2 separate regions of the Mus musculus genome follow, and region 1 is linked to region 2. The links are chromatin loops, found by intact Hi-C in ENCODE. Cell type or tissue: left cerebral cortex. All regions are shown on one strand. Each heading gives the region's core, and the rest is flanking DNA. Links, peaks and the distances in the headings are about the cores only.

Evidence for each region. Hi-C counts contacts between places; a loop is a spot of excess contacts. Peaks named below come from ENCODE experiments on the same cell type or tissue, not always from the same donor. Only the 100,000 strongest peaks of a DNase experiment are listed, where the experiment ranks them.
Region 1: it touches region 2 in a loop (5-fold over the local background); 1 of 42 quality-filtered maps calls a loop at or near these places.

What each region holds. Positions count from the first base shown.
Region 1 is chr8:118,364,270-118,368,657 of GRCm38, reverse strand. The region is part of intron 1 of Cdh13 (cadherin 13); the gene reads right to left. Among named protein-coding and RNA genes, the nearest start is that of Gm51555, 33 kb to the right of the region's middle. In left cerebral cortex, for the core only: no CTCF peak of the experiment used is centred there; no DNase peak of the experiment used is centred there.
Region 2 is chr8:118,303,420-118,307,807 of GRCm38, reverse strand. The region is part of intron 1 of Cdh13 (cadherin 13); the gene reads right to left. All of the region lies in intron 2 of Gm51555 (a long non-coding RNA gene), which reads left to right. Among named protein-coding and RNA genes, the nearest start is that of Cdh13, 22 kb to the right of the region's middle. In left cerebral cortex, for the core only: no CTCF peak of the experiment used is centred there; a DNase peak (open chromatin) is centred at 1,989.

The sequences.
Region 1 (4,388 bases), core at 149-4,148, 61 kb before region 2:
CATGCCTTCTATTGCTGCCCGAGAGTCTCCTGACCTCCCTATCCACCATATTTCTAAATGTAACTCTTCCATCTGTCCACTGGCCCTGAGGCAGAATGGACTCTCTCCTCTTGCAATCTATCGACATAGTATACGTGTGTGCTCTTAGATCATGACCCGCTGCATTGCAGGCATTTTAAATACATCTGAAGCCTCCATGAGACCATAGGCTTATCAAAGGCTGGGAAAGTGTTTGGCTCAGAGGTGGAGCGGGGTGACTCTGTGACGTGGCTCTGATTTATTAGAGAAACATAGAGTTTTGCTTGGCTGACCAAGCAGGGCCTCACCCTACCTGACACCGGTGGAAATGCTGGATGAGAAGCTGATTCCAAGGCCAGCTGCTTGCACCAGTTTGTCCCACCAATACACAATTAGAGAGTGGTATGCCAGCAGACCTTTGATCTGACAAAGGGTGTTCAAGGTTAGTCAGTGAGCCAGTCTTTGCCACTCACGGGGAGACTCAGAACAGTTCCCAATACCCAGATGGCCTGAATCAATGCACACTAAACAGACCAGGCCCCATCCCCTGCTTCCAGTCTCTCATCATATGAACTCCTCAGGAAACTGAGGATGCTGTATTTACCCCACTTCACGGAGAAGGAAACAGGACCAGAGACTCACCCACGACAGTCAGGAGTAAAACCAGTGCTCAACTGGAACCTGGGACCACCCAGTCACAAGTTTTGGATGGAATTTTAATTTTCACCTTTACACCATCATTAAGGTCTTGTCACCCTTCTGCTCCAGAAAGCCTCGGACCAAAATGACACCAATCTAGGAAGGTCCTGTTTTTGCAGACTCCAAGGTATGAGATCCAAGGACTGTCTCTTCTGTCACTACAGCCCTGCAAACAGCCTCAGCAACAAAACAGCAACTTGCAAACAAATTGCAAACAGCTGTCACAATAGCCTCTAACTCAATCCTCACAGCCAGTGTTGACCTCATCACCAAGAGCATTCAAAATATTTGACAATCCTCACAGCTGGAAGTAATTCACGCAAACACCAGCCAAACACAGGTGATAGGGCAGTAGTGTGTTGGCACACCTGCCAGCTCCGGGTCTTAGCAAGTCCCTCCCCATGTGGCCACTCCACCTCAGAGTGTTGTCTTCCTCCTTTTTTTTCCCTCTGAGGAACTATATATATACCCAGGTGACCATACAAAGGGTCCCTGCAGAGACAAGTATAGCATAGCTGCTCATGGTCACACACACACACACACACACACACACACACACACACACACACACACACACACACACACACAGACACACACAGACACACACACACACAATCCGACAGAGGCTGTCTACAAGGAGTACCTGCAACCACTCCAGAAATAGCCTTCAATTAATAACAGATTGGGAGCAGACAGTAAACATGCCAGCTTGCTACACTCCAGTAGAGGTTGACATTTTGGTGCCATCTTCCAGACTCCACCAAAGGGATTCAGCTTCAGTTGCTACAGGGTCAACTGGTTGGTTTTCATAACACTGCTGACCTCATGAAGATAGTGGCTGTTTTGCTGGGAGGACAGCACTACCCAGCATTCATTGAAACTGACTTGGGCTTCCAGAATTAGAAGAGAATACAATATTGTTTTAGCTACTAAGTTTGTGGTTACTTGCTACAGATTTCCCATAAACTCATACACCCTTGAAGGTGGCTTCTATTTTGGCATGGTGCCTCTTGCTTCTCCTCAGCCCTTTACCTAAGGCTGAACCACCCAAGTCAGCTTCCAAGTCAGTCAAATGCTAAAGCCTGCCTCCTAAGAGTACCTGGCAGTGCCCTAAGCATCAGAACCACATGCAGCATTTATGGGTAATCACGTGGTGCTGAGGTCTGCTGCGGGTAGTGGTGTTGCTAGCCCAATATAACTGGTGTTCTTATAAGGAGAGAAAGGTAGCCACACAAAGAGAAGTCTGATGATAAACGCAGACACTGGGTGACATAACCATGGGCTGGGGAACATCAAAGACTACTGGCCACCAGCAAAGGTTGAAAGGAAGGACTGGGGCATACTCTCACCTACAGCTACAAGAAAAAAAAACCAAATAATTAAATAAACAACAACAACAACAAAACCAAAGCCTTGGTTTCAAGTGATTAACTTCTAGAACTCTGGGACTATAGACTTTTAAAGCCACCCAGTTGGTTTAGTTCCAGTGGCCCTAGAATCATCACGCAGAGAGAGCCCCAAGCTCCTTTCTACTTCTGGATCAAGAGTTATCCAGAGCTGTAGGAAGTAAGAACCTTAGTGTGTGGACCAGCTCGATGTCGCCGTAACTCATACCTGAGTGGATTAACTTAGGAGAGAGAAATTGTTAGGGAGCCAAGAAATGAGAGTGAGAACTGAATGTTGGCAAAGGGTCCATGTGCAAAAAATGTCTTCATGGGACCCGTCGTTCACACAATGAAGACGGGCCAATTAAATTTAGGGACAAAACTTCTACTCTGGCTAACAGTTGTAAGAGTTCCTATCTCTGATCAGATGGTCCTGTTGTTTTGGATGTAACAGTGATACAATATGGGGTGAAACCATGTAGTGGAAAAGAATATTCACTCACGGCCTGGTTGTGACAGAGAAAGAGGGACTCGGACTCGTGCCTTTGATGACCTAAAAACCTCCCACTATGTCCTACCTCTTAAAGGTGCCACTACCTCCTAGCACATCACTCTAAGAAGCAAGCCTTTAATCCCTGGGTCTTTGTGTGGGTGGGCAGTTAAAATCCGTGGCAGCTTCTAGATCTATTCATTCCTGTGATAAGAGAGATTACTGGTTCCCAATCGTGACTAACTCACTCAGTGAATGCTTGATCAGTCAGCATGATAAAAGTCTTCAACTGGGACATGTTTTTTTCTGATGATGCGTGGCCTTCCCAAGAATTTCTCTCACATGGCTGAAGGCACCTCTTTCTATAGCCCGGTAGGCTAAGTTACAAGCTGAGAGAGCACAAGAGAGCAGCCTGGCAAATATCAGGACTAAACCTGCAGTGTAGACGACAAAGCCAGGCCATTTTTTTCCGGTGGGAAATAGAAGGTTCCTTTTCCCACTCTGGCTTCAGCTCACTCATTATTAATGTTAATGAGGAGTGGGTTCCACTGTATCGATTTCCAAACCAGAGCGACGTGAGAGGCTGCCTCACAAAACCCCCCAAGGATTATATTTGATTTTTGCACTGAGCAATAATGTCCCTCGCCAAATTAGCAGCTGAGTTGGTGGGTGGGAGTCTCGCCATGAAACTGTTGACAGGGTGTTGACCCCAAAAAGGAATGTCTATACTGCTAATCCTTCCTTAAATACATTTTCCACTGTTTACACCCTGTCAAGTGAGTCCCTGGGAAATAGCAAGCCATGCCATGGAAGAGAGGTGGGGGGTGTGTGGGGTGGGGGAAATCAAACCAATACAGGACAGATTAGACCCAGGAGAATACAAGCAAGAGCAAAACAAAACACACACAGTGGCAGATTGAGTCATTCCAATAGTCTCAGCTCAGCCTCAACGCCTTTCTGTTTATGTCCACTCTCAAAATACCCCTGCCTAGCAAATGCTCAATGAGAGGGGGAACTACAGCAACACCCTCCTTTCGTTGCCTGTGCCCTCACTGTCCCAACTGCCTCTTGTGAGCTCCTCTGTGGAGGCTAAGCAGTGAGCAGGCTTCTGCTGAGACCTGGGAATGAAAGTGTCAGTTGATTGCCCTGTAGTCTGCCTGGCTTGGTTCTTTGGCTCAGCTTGGTGTTGGGTAAGAAGGTGGCCTTCCAGCAGCAGCAGTCAGACCTTGAAACAATCTGACTTTGGGAGATTAAGAGAGTCGGTGGTGTCCCTTAGCTCCCTTAGGACACCTGGGATTCAGTATCTGCCACTCAGCAGGACATAGGTTGAGCACAGGGTAGACTCCTGAGCCCTGGGCTCTGAGTTTGGACACACACACACACACAAATGGTTAGATAGATTTTAATAACATATTAGAAATATAATAATATTGAGGGATTTATTGATGCTAGCAATATTTCACGGAGCTTTTAGTGAGCACTTTGCTCTGTGTAGGCCTTCAAGAACATACAGTAAAGACTGCCAATAACTTCTCTTTGCAACAGGCTTCCCGGCATCCCCATTTTCTAATGCTTTCCTCCCAAACCCAGTGGACAACAATCCCCTCTTGGGCTCAGGTGCTCTTTGGTTTCACCTTCATGGGATCTGGTTTTTCAGGCCCTTGGAAGACATCCTTTAGACAATGGGGTGGGTAGCCAGCAGCACCTCGGCTTTAGCAGAAAGAGGGTCCAGAATCCTCCATGTCAAATTCACAGACTGGGAGAAGATGACCAGGATCCAAATGGGAGACAGTCCT
Region 2 (4,388 bases), core at 110-4,109:
GATTGAACTCAGGTCATCAGGCTTGGCAGCTGGTGACTTTAGCTGTTGAACCATCACACTGGCCCTGTACAGACTAGGGCGATGACTGAGAACTGGAGACCTTGGGCCACCAGTGGCACGACGCATTGGGTGTATGGCTCTGGGATACTTCACTGATGTGACAGCTATGGTCATAGTGCCATCCTTGAAGTGCGTGAGAAAAGCAAACTCCAGAAAGCGCCTCTCTCTGGGACAGGTGCATGGCACCCTGTATCTTCTGATGGGTCCTAGGTTTGAGTCTGTCCTTGGCCCTCAGCTCCTCTCCCCCGAACGTGAAAAGAGTCTTATTCACACTTGCGGCAGCTCTCCTAACCGTGCCACATTTATATCCTTACCCACAGCCCCTCCTCCCCGAGCATGTCTGCCCTCAAATAAAAGTTGTCAAACATTTTAAATGTTATTAAATTGTCCAGTAAGTGGGAATGCCCAAAGAAGTGAGCCAGTCAATCAGGATTATGCCAGAGCTCCAGAAAGACAGGAGGGAACCATTATTAGGTTTCCGGATATTGGACTCCCCTCTCCCACACAGCCTTTATCTAAACCGTCATTTAATTGGCAGCCTTCAGCACTGTCAGAATTGCATTCTGCGAGCCAAGAGAAGTTTTCAAACATTCTCGCAACAGTACGGGCTCGGCTCGAAACTACTCAAGGGAAAAGAATGATCCCTCCCCCAATGGGGAAGGCTGAGCGGGTATCGCCAGGACTGCTGCAAACTGTCTTGCAGTCAAGCAAAAACCCAACTCAGGCCACAGAAACTCAAGCCAGAGACACCGTCCTGAGGTTTAAGGCAAAGAGAGCTGGCCCTGTTGGCTCTGCAGATGCTTCAAGGCTGACAGTTGCTTCAAGGCTAACAGTACGACATTTACATCCTAACCCACAGCCTCTTCCCCACTGAGAGCAAGAATTGGTCCCTTCTATCTCTGTACCCCTGTCTGCTCTAAGTATTTCTGAAACCCTCCCATGCTTTGGTCTATAGGAGAGTCAGCCCTTGGGCCAGAGCCCATCCTTCTGGCCAGATTCTGGGCTGGAGGAAAATTGTTTTTTCTTCATCGCTCTCCAGACTCCATCGTTCATTAAGTCCCTCTGGCTGTTCAGGATCTAATGTCCTCTATGGTCTTTAGCAGTGGGAACTTATCTTCAATCTCTGGGGCAGAGTAGGACAACCAAGAGCAATATGGACAGTCCGTAATGTGTTAGGAGCCTCTTGAACAACCTTGCATTTTGTAGACCTGGCTGGCCTCGAACTCAGAAATCTGCCTGCCTCTGCTTCCCAAGTGCTGGGATTAAAGGAGTATGCCACCACTGCTTGGATTTTTTTAATTTTTATTTTTTGAAAAAAATTATTTCATGTATATGAATAACACAGTAACTGTCTTCAGACACACCAGAAGAGGGCACTGAAGGCCATTACAGACGGTTGTGAGCCACCATGTAGTTGCTGGGATTTGAACTCAGGACCTCTGGAAGAGCAGTCAGTGTTCTTAACCACTGAGCCATGTCTACATTTTTTAAAACATTAGTTGGTCAGCTTTATTAAGTGGGCTTCTCTCATTTGGAACCCACCGTCATGGAGTGGATCTTGGATTCCAGCTGAAGCTCACAGGAGGCCAGGAGTCCTTCAGAGACTGTCAGTTGTAGGGGGGTGGGAGAGGTAAAGGGTATAGAAAGTCAGCGCTTTTAGTTAGAAAAAAAACAGAAAAGCAGAATTCTAGATTAGATCAAGTGAGTGGCATGGGCTTGTCTATCAACGTTAGAAGCTTTCTTCATTGGTTTGTTTTCTAAAATCTGTGGCTGTCCCACAAGCTCACCCAGCAGGAGCTAAGTATGGATTGTAAATGACATCATAGAGAGATCTTCAATGACTCACGGTAGAGTGGCAGCAAGCACCCAGCCATCTTCAAGCCGCATGGATGGCTTTCTGAGGCTGTCACTCAGGAAGAAGTAGAAAGAGCACTGGGTCTCAGGTAACCAAGCTCCGCCCATCTTGTCATCAATAGAGAGCTCGTGTACCACCCTGGCCTAAGTGAGAGAGACGCCCTCTGAAAGGGGTCAGAAGACTTGTTACTTCCCTGTGACTCTCTACGGCCTGGGTGTCACCCCCGACAGTCCACAGTGACAAGCCAACGATGCTTTTCCGAAGCACCGGAGTCTCCAGAGACATGGAGCGCTGACTTCACACCCCGGTGTCTTCTCTGCAGAACCAGAGGTCTCCTTGGAAAACACGGTGACCTCAGCAAGTCTCCAGTGTACCTGGTGGCCATGACAGGCTGAGGGAGGTAGCTACAATAGGTCACCCCAGAAAGTTGCAGCTTGCAAATCAAAAAGTAAAACTTGGGGCCTTCAAGAAGACAACAGGCCCCAATAGCATTCTTCTGAGTAGACAGAGCTGGCTCTTCCTAAACTCTCAAGTCAGATCCCATCTTCCCTTCTGTGCCTCCCTGGACTAAGCCAGCACCCTGCAAAACCCTGCTTCTAGCAGCCTGGCCAGTGGCTATTAGCCTATCCCAAACCCCAAGGCCAAGGTTGTCCTTACTTGGACACTACTTCATCTTGTTCCTTTGGAAGTTACAATGGGGCCAGTTAAGCCCAGTGGCCTCCCTGGTACTTCCTGTGTAGCCCTGTTCCAGTGCATTGACCTCTCTGAGTCTTGTTCTCCTAACAGACTTAAGAAAATGTACAGTGAACTCTTCTGTCTGAAGCTAGCCAGAAAGCAATTAATGATGAGACATACACCGTCAATATGCTCCCCCAATTAAATGACAGCTCTGTGGAGTCAGGAGACCTGGACTCAAATCTTGGTTCTGCCAACTGGACACTGTAAAAGAAAAGGCCCCTGGGGCTCAGTTTTCTTAACCGCACAATGCCCATCCCAGCCTCCTGGGCTCTGAGTGAGAGAAGATGAAGATGCTAACCATGAGCAAGTCCAGAAGCCTGTGCTGTGCAATGGAGCCAGTTATCATCAGGGCTTGAACTCAGAGGCTTAAACTCACATACTGTATGTGAGCACATAGCTGGGTCCTGGACATACATGAGGATACGTGGTCCTCTATGAATACTGATTTGGTATATGAGCCTTTATCAAGTAGCATAACCATGTGTGTGTTTACTAGGATACTTCTAAATCAATGACTGCTACACCACCAAAGAAGGTGCTGATTTTAGACTGACCATCAAAGAAAAATTAGAGTCCTATCCTTAAGGAACAGCTCAAGCTGCCAATGTCTCTCCCATGTAACACAAAGCCCCCATCACTCTAAGCCTACTCTCTACCAGCAGGTGTCTAATGAGTGTATCTTCTCCGAGTTCCAAAACCCTGCACACATCACACTATCCATAAGATAAGACTCAATACCACCGAAAAGCCCACAAAATGACTCTCGACTTCTTCTGTCTTTTCTACCCTTTCTCCTAAATTTACAGCTTTAATTGTTCCCGAACTTGTCCTTCCGGGCAGACCCCTAGTTTGAGTTCCTCTTGTGCCTTACTTAGAGGGTATCTGGGCCACTCAACACACTAGGAACTGTAGTATCGTGCAAAGCAGCCTTGAGTAGGTATCTTCTCTAGTGCCTCAGAGAAGAGGCATCCTCGACAGGGCAAAGAGGGGAAGAGAGCAACAGGAGTACTGAGCTGAGTTTGTGGAGTCAATATTGGAAAGCTGAGAGGGACTCAGACACAGAGAGAAGTGTTAAGTTGAACCTCTTTATCCCGACAACAGAATGTCTGGGGGGGGGGCGGGGGGGGCAAGATAATCCAGCACCAAACTAGCCCAGCAGGGGTGGTAAAAAAGGCCAAGTAGTCAGGTTAATACGGCTTTTTAGGATTCCTCATGCCAAGCCTGCTGTGCCCGGCCCTCTCCGAGCATCAATTATTAAAGTGTAAAACTTTGTGGACCGGAGAAAGGGCACCAAGTTCATGGCACTACCAGGATCTGATGTATCTTCATCCGCCCCCTTCTGAACCTCCCAAGTTCTTACTGCTTGCTTCCAGCTGCTCTCTACTCCCTGGTAAATACCTCACAACTCTACATTAGTGAACAGGACCCATTTATTAATGTTTCCCTCCATGGAGCAAAAGGAAAAAAAAATCAGCCTAGGACGTCTCCCTATTGCAAAGTTCAGCAGGCTTTAATTCCCAAGAATTAAAGCTACCGTACTAAATCTCATTGTCTCCCCCTCAAAGACGGTTACTTTCTGTGGCAGCTTGTACGGACTGGGGATCCAGATGGGCTTTCTCGGGATGCACTGGGTAGTCAAGCTTCAGTTTCTTGATACACAGCTTGGGGTTTCCAGGAAATGACACGAGTGAGTGGCTAGGACACTGGTTCTTAACCTGGGGTTTGTGACCCCTTC